4 separate regions of the Homo sapiens genome follow, and all the other regions are linked to region 4. A link is a contact called in ENCODE Hi-C or POLR2A ChIA-PET data. All regions are on one chromosome and are shown on one strand. The core of a region is the stretch at or near the end of the contact, and the rest is flanking DNA. Distances in the headings are between cores, read along the strand shown.

Region 1 (2,965 bases), core at 308-2,807, 190 kb before region 4:
CAGAACTGACATGATTTGATGTGAATTGTAACAGGATCACTCTGGCAGCTGCCTGCAAGCTGTAGGGGCCAGGGCAGAAGCAGGGAGACCAGGTGAGGGGCTAGTGCAGTGATACAGGTGAGATGCGTGGAGAGGGGTATATTCTAAAGGTAGAACCGGTAAGATTTTCTGATGGATTGGTTATTCTATGCAAGAGAAAGAAAGGAGTCGAGAATTCCAGTGTCTTGGCCTGAGCAGCTGGAAGGATAGAGTTGCCATGTACTGAGATGTGAAAGCCCCAACTACCCCCATGGGCTCCATTCTGGGAAGATGTCTTGTGAACAGTCTGCATTTAATTGTTTTGAAAATTTGCTTTTGGAGTTATAGACTTTTCATTTCACTCCGACTTGTAAATGGGATGAAGGGAATGGCACTCAAATAATCACAGCACATGAGAGTGCGGAGATTGCCAAAATATAAGCGTAGACTGGGGTGGAGGGGCTTATGTGTGTGGTTTGCTTATTCATACCATAATTTATTCAACCTTTTGATAGATATTTAGTTTCTTTCTGATTTTTAGTTATTATGAAGAATGACATTAAGATACATTGCACATGTTTGAACATTTTTGCCAGGCTTATATACAAAGATGTCTCATTTAAAATTAGATATGGATATATAGTTTGGGGCCATTTCTGTTTCTTTTTCTGTGAAATACTGATTCATATATTTTGCCCATGTTTTTCTATTAATTAGGTCATTCATATTTATCTTAACGTCTCATAGAAGCTCTTTTTGTGCTTTGTTTATTACATACACATTTATGTGTAATTCAACATAGAAGATTAAAAGAAAACATAGGAAAATATTTTGATAATCTTGGAGTGGAGAAGGCTTCCAGATCGCATAATAGGAGGTTAGCCCCCACTTCAGTCAGACTGGATGTGCTCAAAGCATGCTGGGAAGCCTTGGCTGGGGTGGCTCCAGATCTGCTGTCTCTGTAGCTAAGGGCAAGCGTTAGAGTGGAAACAGCGATCAAAGTCAGTTTCCTTCCCTTGCAAAGCAGCCCCTCTGTTTACTTGTCTGTCTCCCTCCCTGAGCGCCTTGCTCAGCGCTGTCTCCCCAGGGCCTGCAGTGTGCTACATCAAAGTCGGGGTTCCTTCCCTTGTGGGTTGTGCCCAGTGCCTGAAAACACAGTGTCTTCCTGCCAAGTAGAGCCTTGTAAGAACGTCCCACTGACCTGCAAAGTGTGTGGGCGAAAACCTTCCCATCCTCCCTCTTAGGCCCTGGACTTCCCTCTGTTACAACATTAGCATTCTGCACAGTGATTATTTGTTTGACTTACTCATATTTGTAGCCTTTCACTGGAGAATTTCTATCCAAGTAATTCAGCCTATTTTGCCTTCTTTGCACATAAGAACGTCACCATGCTCTAGACCAAGCTAAAGCTTTGGCTATTACTTACTAAAAGGCAACAGCAGCAAAGTGACAGCTAGGCCCCCAAAGGGGAATGGCTGCTTTTCTGTCCCCTCCTTTTCTTTAGTTATTTCACCACTAAGTCATGACTTCCTGTTAGAGGCTTCCAGTTCTGGCAGTATTTGGTTCCTATTTCACAAGAAGCCAGTCTGTTACATTGTGGCTTTTAGTGCTAACAAGAAATCAGTGGTTTAGGGTCTTTGGCCAGGAGAACAGTGTAATTAGAAGTTAAACTGAGGTTTAAACAGTAATTTAACCCCACCCAAATTTTCACACCAAATGAGAATTCTAACATCACCTTGCCAAAAAAAAGGTACACTCTTCAAAGTGTTAGCCCCTAAAATGTTAGACTGATCAACATTGTAAGTAAATATAAGAGATGAAAGTTATTGTCAGATAATTACCTCCAGGACAGATAACTGACTCGGAAAGTCTTTAGATTTGAGATCTCTTGAGCTATGACCCTTATACCAAATTAGGTAAAGAGCTTACGGTACAAAAAAGAAAATTGTAGATCAATCTCACTTAACGCAGATATGAGAGACAAATTCTAGATATATGTTGTATTTAAATGTAAAGAAAACGAAATAATATAATTTCTAGAAGGGACAATGTTATTGAATCTCAATCTGATCGTGGGGTTGGGAAAACCTTTCTAAACATGATAGCAGAGGAAAAACCATAAAGGAGGAGAGAAGGATTTTTGCTACATGAAAATAAAACATATCTCTTTGCTCATTTATTTATTCAGTCGGTTCTCCAACAAATAATCTAGTGAGTGTCTCCTATATGCTGAACACTATTTTAGGTACTTCAAAAACAATACCAACTTATAAGGCAAATGACAAAATGCGAAAGTTTTTCACATCATACGAGGCAAGCAAAGAGTTCATATTCTTCACTTTTATGAGTAATCCTGATCAATGATTAGAAAAAGATCAGCATCACAATTGGAAAATGGGCAACATACATGAACAGCAGTTCACAGACAGTTCACAGCAGTTCACAAAGGGACGTGACACATAAAAAATAGCATACATTGAATTGCAAATGAGACTGGTTGGTGTTGTTGTATCTGAGTGTGCATATTGACATATTCTGGACCAGTGCTCACTGATTCATTCAGCAAACATTTTCTGAACCCTAACTTGCACATGTATTCTTGGGAGGAAAGAAAGGGCATTTGGGTCAACAGTGAAGAGGCCAAGAGTTTGTCTGGAACTGTAAGCAATAAAGAGTTCTTCCTTCTAGCAGATGTGCTTTGAGCCAAGCAAGTAATGAAACCAAGTTGAAATTGAGAGTGTTCTTTTCCTCTCCAAGTACCTGGGGATAAGTCAGCAGGCAGATGCCCTCTGGGGTCTTAACTTCTCCCACGCTGAGACAGGAGCTTAAGTAAACACTGGTGCCCTGTGGTCTCTGATGGAGCAGCTTCTATTGACTCAAGGTTATGTGCTGGCCGGGGGCTCGGAGGTGGTTTTGGCAACTTCCTCCAGCCAGAGGAGTACTTAGA
Region 2 (2,800 bases), core at 101-2,600, 140 kb after region 4:
CTTCCTGGCCTCCCAGGATCCACCTGTGACATCTATAGGCCTTTCTCCACCCAGCAGCCAGGGTGAGCTCTGAAGGGCTCCAGTGTGGCTAGGTGGCTCCCCATGAACTCTAGGACAGTTAAGCTCTCTGTTCAGGAGTGGAAGCCCCAGGCACCCCTCCACCCGGCCATCTGGTTACCAGAGCCAAGCAACTTCCTGTGAAGTCAGCAGAGCAGGAACCTCTAGGTGTGGCAACCAGGCTCCCAAATAGGGCTGAACGGTACACGCCCAGCCAGGGGCAAACCTGAAGCCAGGACACTGGGCTTCCAGTCCCTGGCCCAGAACTTCCTCACAGGATATCCTATGTCCAACCCCCAAATTTTTCCCAAGACTGTGGGGCCCTGGATGGTTTAGAGAACAGAGGGTTCTGGAGGCCTGACGTTAAAGGAGCTGTAAGATATGCCCTGTGGCCGTTCCTTGGTCCTGCTCCATGCCCAAGGCCCTCTCCAAATCATGCTCCCTCAGGGATGCTGCAGGAGCCACAAATCCAAGTCTCAGCCCTGGGGCAGAACGCCCGGAAACCGGAGTGCCAGGGCTCCATGAAAAGGCAGCGAGAAGGGGTTTGTTCTGACGAGGCTGGGCCCGTCCCGAATCCTCGCCTTTCCTCCCCCTGCCCAGCACACTGGCCCGGGTACCCCAGAGATGAGGGTCGTCCATGCAGGACTGGTGATTGGACACGGTGATGAGGGGCGTGGCCGGGCCTCGCTTCTCGATGAGCTCGTACAGCACCTCCCTGTTGTGCACGGTCAGGTGGTTCATGTACTCTGGCGGGGAAGGAGAAGTCAGGCGCTCCGGGCTCGCCCGCTAGGTCGGGGCCGCGGCGTCCCCCACCCTAAGTCCCACCTCCGGCCGGGCATGGGTACCCGGGCGGGCCTGCCTCGGCCTGGGCCCACTCACTGGTCCAGAAGCAGCTGTAGGTGCCCACCAAGCCCATGACGACGCTGCTGGCCAGGGTCCAGGTGAGCGGCGGCACCGCGGGGAACGGCCACTTCACGTGCAGAGGCATCCCCACCCGGCCCGCGGCCGGCGCTCCCAGCGCCCCGGGCCGGCCTGTGGGGCGCCTCTAGGTCTGCGACCTCGACCGCTCGAGACACTGGCCCCTGACTGGCCCGCGCACGGACGGACGGGGGCGCGGCGCAACAGGGGACTGGACCGAGGTCCCTTCGCAGGTCAGGCCGGAGCAGCGCCCGGCCCCGCTCTCTCGTCACTGGGGAGCGGTCGCCGGGGTCACAGGCCGTGGGCGCGCTGCGGAACGGGAGGAAACGGGAAGGCGGGCGCTGGCACCCCGGCCCGGTGCAACCGCCGGAAAGCGAACCTGCGCCGGTGCCCAGCCCGACCGACTGTCGCAAAGCGCGCACGGGCCGCTTGACGGCAGCGAGGCCAGCCCCGGGGCGGCGGGAAGTGGCCGTCACCCCGTGGGGCTCCCGCTTCCTGGCAGCCTCCTGCGCTCGCCTTTTGTCTCTCTAGTGTTTCTGTTTTTTGTTTGACACAGGGTCCAGCCAGACCCAGGCTGGAGTGCAGTGATGGGATCATGGCTCACTGCAGCCTCGATCTCCCAGACTCAAGCGATTCTCCTGCCTCAGCCTCCCGAGTAGCTGGGACCACAGGCGCCCGCCATCACACTCTGATCCACCCGCCTCGGCCTCCCAAAGTGTTGGGATGACAGCCGTGAGCCACCCCGCCCAGCCACATATACAATTTGACATAGTTACAGTACTACATGATACTATGTGTATGTAGCAATGTATAATCTACTGTATGGCAAAATATACAATATATACAGCAATATATACAAACATATTGTGTATCATATGTAATACAAGAAACAGTATTTTATACCATCTGATACAGTCACAATGTCAGCTACTACCTCTAGTTCTGAAACATATTCATGACCCGGAAAGAAAGCCCCCTATGCATTAAGCAGCCAGTTTTTTATTTTTATTTTATATTTATTTATTTATTATTATTTTTTTAGGAGTCTCGCTCTGTCGCCAGACTGGAGTGCAGTGGCACAATCTCGGCTCACTGCAACCTCCGCCTCCCGGGTTCAAGCTATTCTCCTGCCTCAGCCTCCTGAGTAGCTGGGACTACAGGCGCAGGTCGCCACGCCCGGCTAATTTTTTTTTTTTTTTGTATTTTAGTAGAGATGGGGTTTCACCATGTTGCCCAGGTTGGTCTCGAACTCCTGAGCTCAGGCAGTCCACCCACCTCAGCCTCCCAAAGTGCTAGGATTACAGGCATGGGCCACCGCACCCGGCAGTTTTTTATTTTTATTTTTATTTATTTTTATTTTTGAGACAGAGTCTTGCTCTGTTGCCCAGGCTGGAGTGCAGTGACGAGATCTCAGCTCATTGCAACCTCTGCCTCCCAGGTTCAAGCGATTCTTCTGTCTCAGCCTCCTGAGTAGCTGGGATTACAGGCGCAAGCCACCACACCTGGCTAATTTTTGTATTTTTAGTAGAGGCTGGGTTTCTTCATGTTGGTCAAGCTGGTCTCGAACTCCCGGCCTCAGGTGATCTGTCTGCCTCTCCTCCCAAAGTGTGAGTCATCCTACCTGGCCTGTTTTTTATTTTTAAACCATAATTTATTGATTTTTTTTTTTGAGATGGAGTCTCGCACTGTCGCCCGGGCTGGAGTGCGAGTGCAGTGGTGTGATCTCGGCTCACTGCAAGCTCCGCCTTCCAGGCTCAAGCAATTCTCCTGCCTCAGCCTCCTGAGTAGCTGGGATTACAGGCGCCCACCACCACGCCGGGCTAAT
Region 3 (3,034 bases), core at 89-2,588, 200 kb before region 4:
GGCAGAGACAAACAATGAACCCTTAATAACAGCATTCCCTGGGGGGACCAGACAGCCACCTGGACTGCCATCTGGAAGGGGCAGCAATTTTTTCTCACTTGAACAGGTACTAATTTTGTACATGGATTCGCTTTTTTAAAATTCACATTTCTGCTGGCACTCCTGCCCATTGACTTACTGAACCCATTATTCACACTGACATTATCTCACACAAGAAAATCATTATAAGCCAGTGTGCGCATGCTGATGGACTCCACTGGTGTTACCATGTTAGCTCATCACCCTGAAGCATCTGGCCTGATAGGATGGGAGGTTGGTCATTCTGTTGAAGATGCTAGCAAACGTCACATAGATGATACCCACAAAAAGCAGAGGGTGGTGCTTAAGTGGATGGGCTCTTGACACAGCTCTGGCTGCCTATGGATGATTTTCTCGTGTGGCTCTCGACAAGTGACACTGTCATCCTGTTTTTCATTTTAGTAACCTGCAAAATTGAGATAATAATAAGAGCCCTTTGACAGGGTGTTGTGTGGATTCAATGAGATAACGCCTGGAAAGTGCTTAGCACAATCGCTGGCATGGTGTTAGCTTGGCAGTAAGGAAGGTCACAAGTGTTAGGTGCTCATGATTGTTATTTTTACTTAGCGTGGTCAGCACACTAGTTGGCACAATCGACTTTAGATCCATCTTTTAAAACCTTCGAGTCAAAGAGATTGCAAACAGCACTACCTTTTGAGTTTGGGTCATTTGGGTTCATTAAGACATTTAGACCGTTTAGCCGGCAAAGCTTATCACTGAATACAACGATCTTTGGGGGAGGGACATAGAAAACACACTACTGTGCAAGCAATCAAGTGGAATAGGGAAGTCCAAGAGGAGTCTTGCTTTTGTTTCTCCGTGAACTATGCACATGGCAGATGCAGGTGGTACTTGGGTTTCAGCTCCAGGGTCCCTGAGACCCAGGGACCAGCCCGTTTGGCGTGGCGGATTGGGGATGGGGCATGAGGGCAACAGGTTCCAGGCTGTGCTCCCATTAGGTCGCAGGGCTCCTTCCGAGCGCTTTCTCGTGACCCTGGGTGAGAGTGGCAGGCGCCCTGCTGCGTAGGCTCCCCCCCCCACACCCCCCCCCCGGGCACAGCCGCTGGCGGAGCTGCAGTTGCTCGAAGGGGCTTCCCAGGCTTCGCTGCTTGCTTTTCCCGCCGTCTTGGGTTGCGGGCGGCGTCGGTTCCCTCCCCGGGGGCCGCGGCGGCCGGAGGCGGGGGTCGCAGCGGCCGCTCGGGGCGGCGCTGGGCGGGCGGGCGCTGGGCCCGCCCCGCCGGCATCCTTGGCCCGACTTCCTTCTGCCGCGGGCGGCTGGCCCAGCTGGAGGAAGCGGCGGCGGCGGCCACGATGAGTGCGGGCGACGCAGTGTGCACCGGCTGGCTCGTTAAGTCGCCCCCCGAGAGGAAGCTACAGCGCTACGTGAGTAGGGGCGCCGCCACCCGCCCGGCCTTCGCGTCCCGGGGCACCCGCCCGCGGGGCGGCCGCGGGGAGCCGCTGGGCTCCGGGCGCGCCAGGCGCAGCCGCTCCCAGCGCCCGGGACTGCGGGCGAGGCCGACGGACGGAAACCGAAATCGCACGTCGAGCCAGCTTCGCCGCTGTGCTAGGCAGCGGGCCGGAGACCAGGTGGCGCCTGCCCGCGGGGCTCAGGGACTCCAGACCGCCGCTGACTCTAGCGGAGGGAGGCGGGTTGGGGCTGAAACCTCAGGCGCCACTCTCCGTACAGGAGCGGCCAGGGAGACATCTCGAAAGCGTGCCCCTTTCTTTGGCTGGGGGTGGCTCTGAGACCCATCGCCCCGCGAAGGAGACGCGGCAGGGGATAGGGAGACTGACAGCCAGAGGGGAATTGCCTGCATTCCCCCTGGACCGTAAGGAGTAAGGAGTGCTGCTCTTGTAGCTGTCATCGGACACTGCTGTCTGGAACCCTACACAGTGTAACTCGTTTCTCATCGTGTAACTCCTTTCAGCTTCTTCTTAATGCTGACACCGCGCTTTTATAGTGCCAGCTGGACAACTGACTTTTACTAATATGAAATTAGGAATACTTGGAAGAGCGAATCTTCCTACCTATTCCATTACCGTTTTAAGATGTACTATCGACACCTCAAACGTTCATTATCTCCATCAGCGTCCTCACGATAAGGTCTTAAAAACATTCTGCTTAAAGACCTGATTGCTACTCAGTGTTTTTCAGCCATTAGGAAGAACCACTTCAGTCCCCAGGGAGTTGCATATAAATAGCTATTAGGACTTCTTGCTTTTTTTAGGCTGGGAGTAGCTGGATGGATTCATCTTGTTCTTAATTCCTAATTTCTCTGCAACTTCACTGCACGGTGGTAGGAACAAACTCGCGCATGTCTGCGCTCATCCAAAGCAGCCCACCCCAAATGTGGTTCAGCCTTGTGCTCTTGTCTATACAGTGCTCTCAAACTGCTGTCCTCTTCTGGCCAAATTTCACAACTGTTTTTGTTCCCACATAGATGAGGCACATATTGTGTGGAAGTTCAAGAGGTGGGATTATAAAAAGACTTTAATAATGTATGAATACTTCCAGAATGTGTGGCAGGAGATTTTCCTGAACATAGAGTTGCTCAAGCCCTCTTTCCCCATTCACATCGGGCTAGACAGTGTGTGTTTCTCTCTTAGGGGTCTTTGAAAAGATTTTTGTTGTTTGTTCTGCAGAACAGAACTTTAGAGGAAGGTTGTTCTATTTAGCACGTGAATATCAGGAGTGCATAAATACTGAGATTTCTCTAAGTGCCAGTGTGTCCCTACATCATTTGCTTTTGAGTCCAGGAGTCCATAAGCACAGGGTCCAATATCTCTTGGCCTCTGCATTATCCAGCTGCTTCCTTAACTGTGAAGCTACTCAAAGGAGGCAAGAGAAGAAAACCTGCTCCCATCACCTGCATGAGCAGGTGAGGCTTTTGTCACACAGTAGTGCTTGCAGTGTTGACTCAGGATGGGTTTCCTTGTTGTCCTTTGGAATGACAGA
Region 4 (2,914 bases), core at 376-2,875:
CTTTGGGAGGCCGAGGCGGGCGGATGACAAGGTCAAGAGATCAAGACCATCCTGGCCAACATGATGAAACCCCATCTCTACTAAAAATACAAAAATTAGCTGGGCGTGGTGGTGCACAACTGTAGTCCCAGCGGCTGAGGCAGAAGAATCGCTTGAATCCAGGAGGCGGAAGTTGCAGTGGGTGGAGATCACACCACTGCACTCCAGCCTGGTGACAGAGCGAGATTCTGTCTCAAAAAAAAAAAAAAAAGAAAGAAAGAAAGAAAAAGAAATAAAATAATAATGGGAGAGGATTGCGAGGGATATAAACAAAATTAGTCAGAAGTTGATACCTTCAATTGTTGAAGTTGGTAGCTGTGAATGTAAGATTTACTATACTGGCCGAGCGCAGTGGCTCACACCTGTAATCCCAGCACTTTGGGAGTCTGAGGCAGGCAGATCACCTGAGGTCAGGAGTTCAAGACCAGACTGGCCAACATATAGTGAAACCCCGTCTCTACTAAAAATACAAAAATTAGCTGGGCGTAGTGGCGCACGCCTGCAGTCCCAGCTACCTGGGAAGCTGAGGCAGGAGAATCGCTTGAACCCAGGAGGAGGAGGTTAGAGTGAGCTGAGATCATGCCACTGCACTCCAGCCTGGGCGACAGAGCGAGACTCCATCTCTCAAAAACAAACAAACCAAAAAGATTTACTATACTCATTTTTCTACTTTCGTACATTTTTGAAATTTCCAATAATAAAATGCTCAAAGCACTGTCTCTGAGCTGGATTACTGCAATTACCTCTTACCACGCCACCCTTCTTTTACCCTTGCCCACTATGGTCTGTTCTCCCCACCACTGCTAGAACGATCAGTGTAAGACGTAATTCCGATCACATTCCTCCTCTACTGAGAACCCTACCATGGATCCCCGTTGCCTTCTGCGTAAAAGCCAATCTCCCTACAACGGCCTACAAGGCCCTGTACCATCGGGTTCCCCATCCCTTCCTCTCCAACTGTGCTCCCCTCCCTCACTCTGCTCCAGCTATAGTGACCTCCGTGCTATTCCTCTAATGTGCCAGGAGAGCCCATTCATTCTCAGATCACAGAAACAGTATGACGATAGGCAGATGTTGTCTTGCAAAACGAGCAAACAGGCATATGAAATCAGATACCTAGCTGCCAAACTATATGTGAGGCATTTCCGAAGAATTTAACGACCTCGATAGAGCGCAGTCAAGTTTGGTGAACAGAATATGTCTCTGAACTAGAGGAGTCCTCACACAAGGAGTAGGGTCAGACCCCGCAGTGGAGGAGGAGGGAGGAGTAGAAACAGTCCAGCTCGCCGCCCAAGTAACCTGGGTCCTGAATCGGCCCGCCTTGGCCAGTGCTCCAGAAGCGCGGAGCAGGAACGGGCTGGGGCCCAAAAAAGAGGGGGGAGCCTGAACGTCCGGGGGAAGTTTCGGAGGCGGCGGAACGCCCACGGATGGAACCCTGTCTTTGGGGAAAAGGACCACACCTGTCAGCAGAGTCCGTCAGACGTGAGAAGGGTGGGAGCGGCGGACTGTGAACGCTGGTAGGGCCCCGGCGCTCCGAGAAAGTCCCAGTTTCGCGGTCGCCCTTCCCTACCACGCTTCCGGCTTCCGGTGTCATAGCTGTGGGATCCGGAAGTAAAAACACAAGCCCCGCCCCCGAGAACTCGGGAAGCCGGCGAGAAGTGTGAGGCCGCGGTAGGGCCGCATCCCGCTCCGGAGAGAAGTCTGAGTCCGCCAGGCTCTGCAGGCCCGCGGAAGCTCGGTAATGATAAGCACGCCGGCCACTTTGCAGGGCGTCACCGCCTACACGCCCCCTCGTCTCTCGGACGGCGGCGTCTAGCCTCGGGGCGCTCGGCCGCCCCGCCCTCTCCGGGGGAGGAATCAAGAAGAGACTGCCCAATAGGGCCGGCTTGACCCGCGAACAGGCGAGGGTTCCCGGGGGAGTGGCGCGGCAGAAGGCCCCGCCCAGGAGCCGAGGGACAGCCCAGAGGAGGCGTGGCCACGCTGCCGGCGGAAGTGGAGCCCTCCGCGAGCGCGCGAGGCCGCCGGGGCAGGCGGGGAAACCGGACAGTAGGGGCGGGGCCGGGCCGGCGATGGGGATGCGGGAGCACTACGCGGAGCTGCACCCGTGCCCGCCGGAATTGGGGATGCAGAGCAGCGGCAGCGGGTATGGCAGGCAGCCGGCGGGCCGGCCTCCAGCGCAGGTGCCCGAGAGGCAGGGGCTGGCCTGGGATGCGCGCGCACCTGCCCTCGCCCCGCCCCGCCCGCACGAGGGGTGGTGGCCGAGGCCCCGCCCCGCACGCCTCGCCTGAGGCGGGTCCGCTCAGCCCAGGCGCCCGCCCCCGCCCCCGCCGATTAAATGGGCCGGCGGGGCTCAGCCCCCGGAAACGGTCGTACACTTCGGGGCTGCGAGCGCGGAGGGCGACGACGACGAAGCGCAGGTAACCGGCCGGGCGGGCGCCGCGCAGGCGGAGGAGCGTACTGTCCCGCGCTGCGCCGCGCGGCGGTAAAATACACGCTGTTTGTTGTGCTTGAGAACCGAGCAGAATCGAGAGGGTCTTAACCAATCCCTTTATACCCCGCACCTCCTCTCTTGAGCCCCTGAGACCCCGAGAGCGAAGGGGACTTGCCGACCGGGGTCACCCAGCTTGGCAAGGGGAGGGCTGGAGCTGAACTCCAGCATCTGCACCATCTCCCATGCTCCAGGTCATTGTGGAGTTCCCGCTACAGTCGGGAATGAGATGGTCCTGGGCACGCAGTTCCATGCCCCACAAGGATTTTACTCGGTTGTCCAGAATTGATGCTGTAGTCGGAATACACCAATGCTTTGAGTAATTTTGTAATGTACACCCTGAATGAAGGCTGCCTAGGAGAGAGTGGCTGGAGCCCAGAGCCAGCA

What was found. A loop is a pair of places that touch in the nucleus more often than their neighbours do. ChIA-PET counts read pairs that join two places held with the same protein, here RNA polymerase II (POLR2A). Pooled maps may share reads with other maps.
Region 1: a loop to region 4 is called in a pooled map, with 2.9 times the contacts of the local background. The contact joins the enhancer-like site here to the promoter of IKBKG in region 4. A Hi-C loop is called at or near these places in 1 of 168 maps with a recorded cell type or tissue (A673) and 6 of 50 pooled maps. POLR2A ChIA-PET finds 5 or more read pairs at or near these places in 3 of 52 experiments (GM12878, activated CD4-positive, alpha-beta memory T cell and activated T-cell).
Region 2: a loop to region 4 is called in a pooled map, with 10 times the contacts of the local background. The contact joins the promoter of TAFAZZIN here to the promoter of IKBKG in region 4. A Hi-C loop is called at or near these places in 17 of 168 maps with a recorded cell type or tissue (CD4-positive, alpha-beta T cell, CD8-positive, alpha-beta T cell, IMR-90 and 14 more), 6 of 37 single-sample maps with no recorded cell type and 24 of 50 pooled maps. POLR2A ChIA-PET finds 5 or more read pairs at or near these places in 13 of 52 experiments (CD8-positive, alpha-beta memory T cell, IMR-90, MCF 10A and 8 more).
Region 3: a loop to region 4 is called in a map of A673, with 3 times the contacts of the local background. The contact joins the promoter of GAB3 here to the promoter of IKBKG in region 4. A Hi-C loop is called at or near these places in 2 of 168 maps with a recorded cell type or tissue (A673 and gastrocnemius medialis), 1 of 37 single-sample maps with no recorded cell type and 16 of 50 pooled maps. POLR2A ChIA-PET finds 5 or more read pairs at or near these places in 8 of 52 experiments (A673, CD4-positive, alpha-beta memory T cell, CD8-positive, alpha-beta T cell and 5 more).

Annotation. Positions count from the first base shown.
Region 1 is chrX:154,732,788-154,735,752 of GRCh38, reverse strand. All of the region lies in intron 1 of GAB3 (GRB2 associated binding protein 3), which reads left to right. Among named protein-coding and RNA genes, the nearest start is that of GAB3, 17 kb to the left of the region's middle. Within about 2 kb of position 1,557, at least 29 of the 41 ENCODE cell types and tissues checked have a DNase peak (open chromatin) inside an H3K27ac peak, as active enhancers do.
Region 2 is chrX:154,410,089-154,412,888 of GRCh38, reverse strand. It overlaps TAFAZZIN (tafazzin, phospholipid-lysophospholipid transacylase), which reads right to left and starts at 1,350. Exons shown (of 11, transcript NM_000116.5): 1 at 937-1,350; 2 at 675-803. The coding sequence starts at 1,045. It also overlaps a transcript of DNASE1L1 not described here. RefSeq lists a silencer at 824-1,363.
Region 3 is chrX:154,749,381-154,752,414 of GRCh38, reverse strand. It overlaps GAB3 (GRB2 associated binding protein 3), which reads left to right and starts at 1,338. Exons shown (of 10, transcript NM_001081573.3): 1 at 1,338-1,461. The coding sequence starts at 1,390. RefSeq lists silencers at 1,383-1,462, 1,633-1,692.
Region 4 is chrX:154,546,331-154,549,244 of GRCh38, reverse strand. It overlaps IKBKG (inhibitor of nuclear factor kappa B kinase regulatory subunit gamma), which reads right to left and starts at 1,625. Exons shown (of 10, transcript NM_001099857.5): 1 at 1,500-1,625. G6PD (glucose-6-phosphate dehydrogenase) reads left to right here and starts at 2,399. Exons shown (of 13, transcript NM_001360016.2): 1 at 2,399-2,456. RefSeq lists enhancers at 1,238-1,517, 2,820-2,914 and a silencer at 1,958-2,517.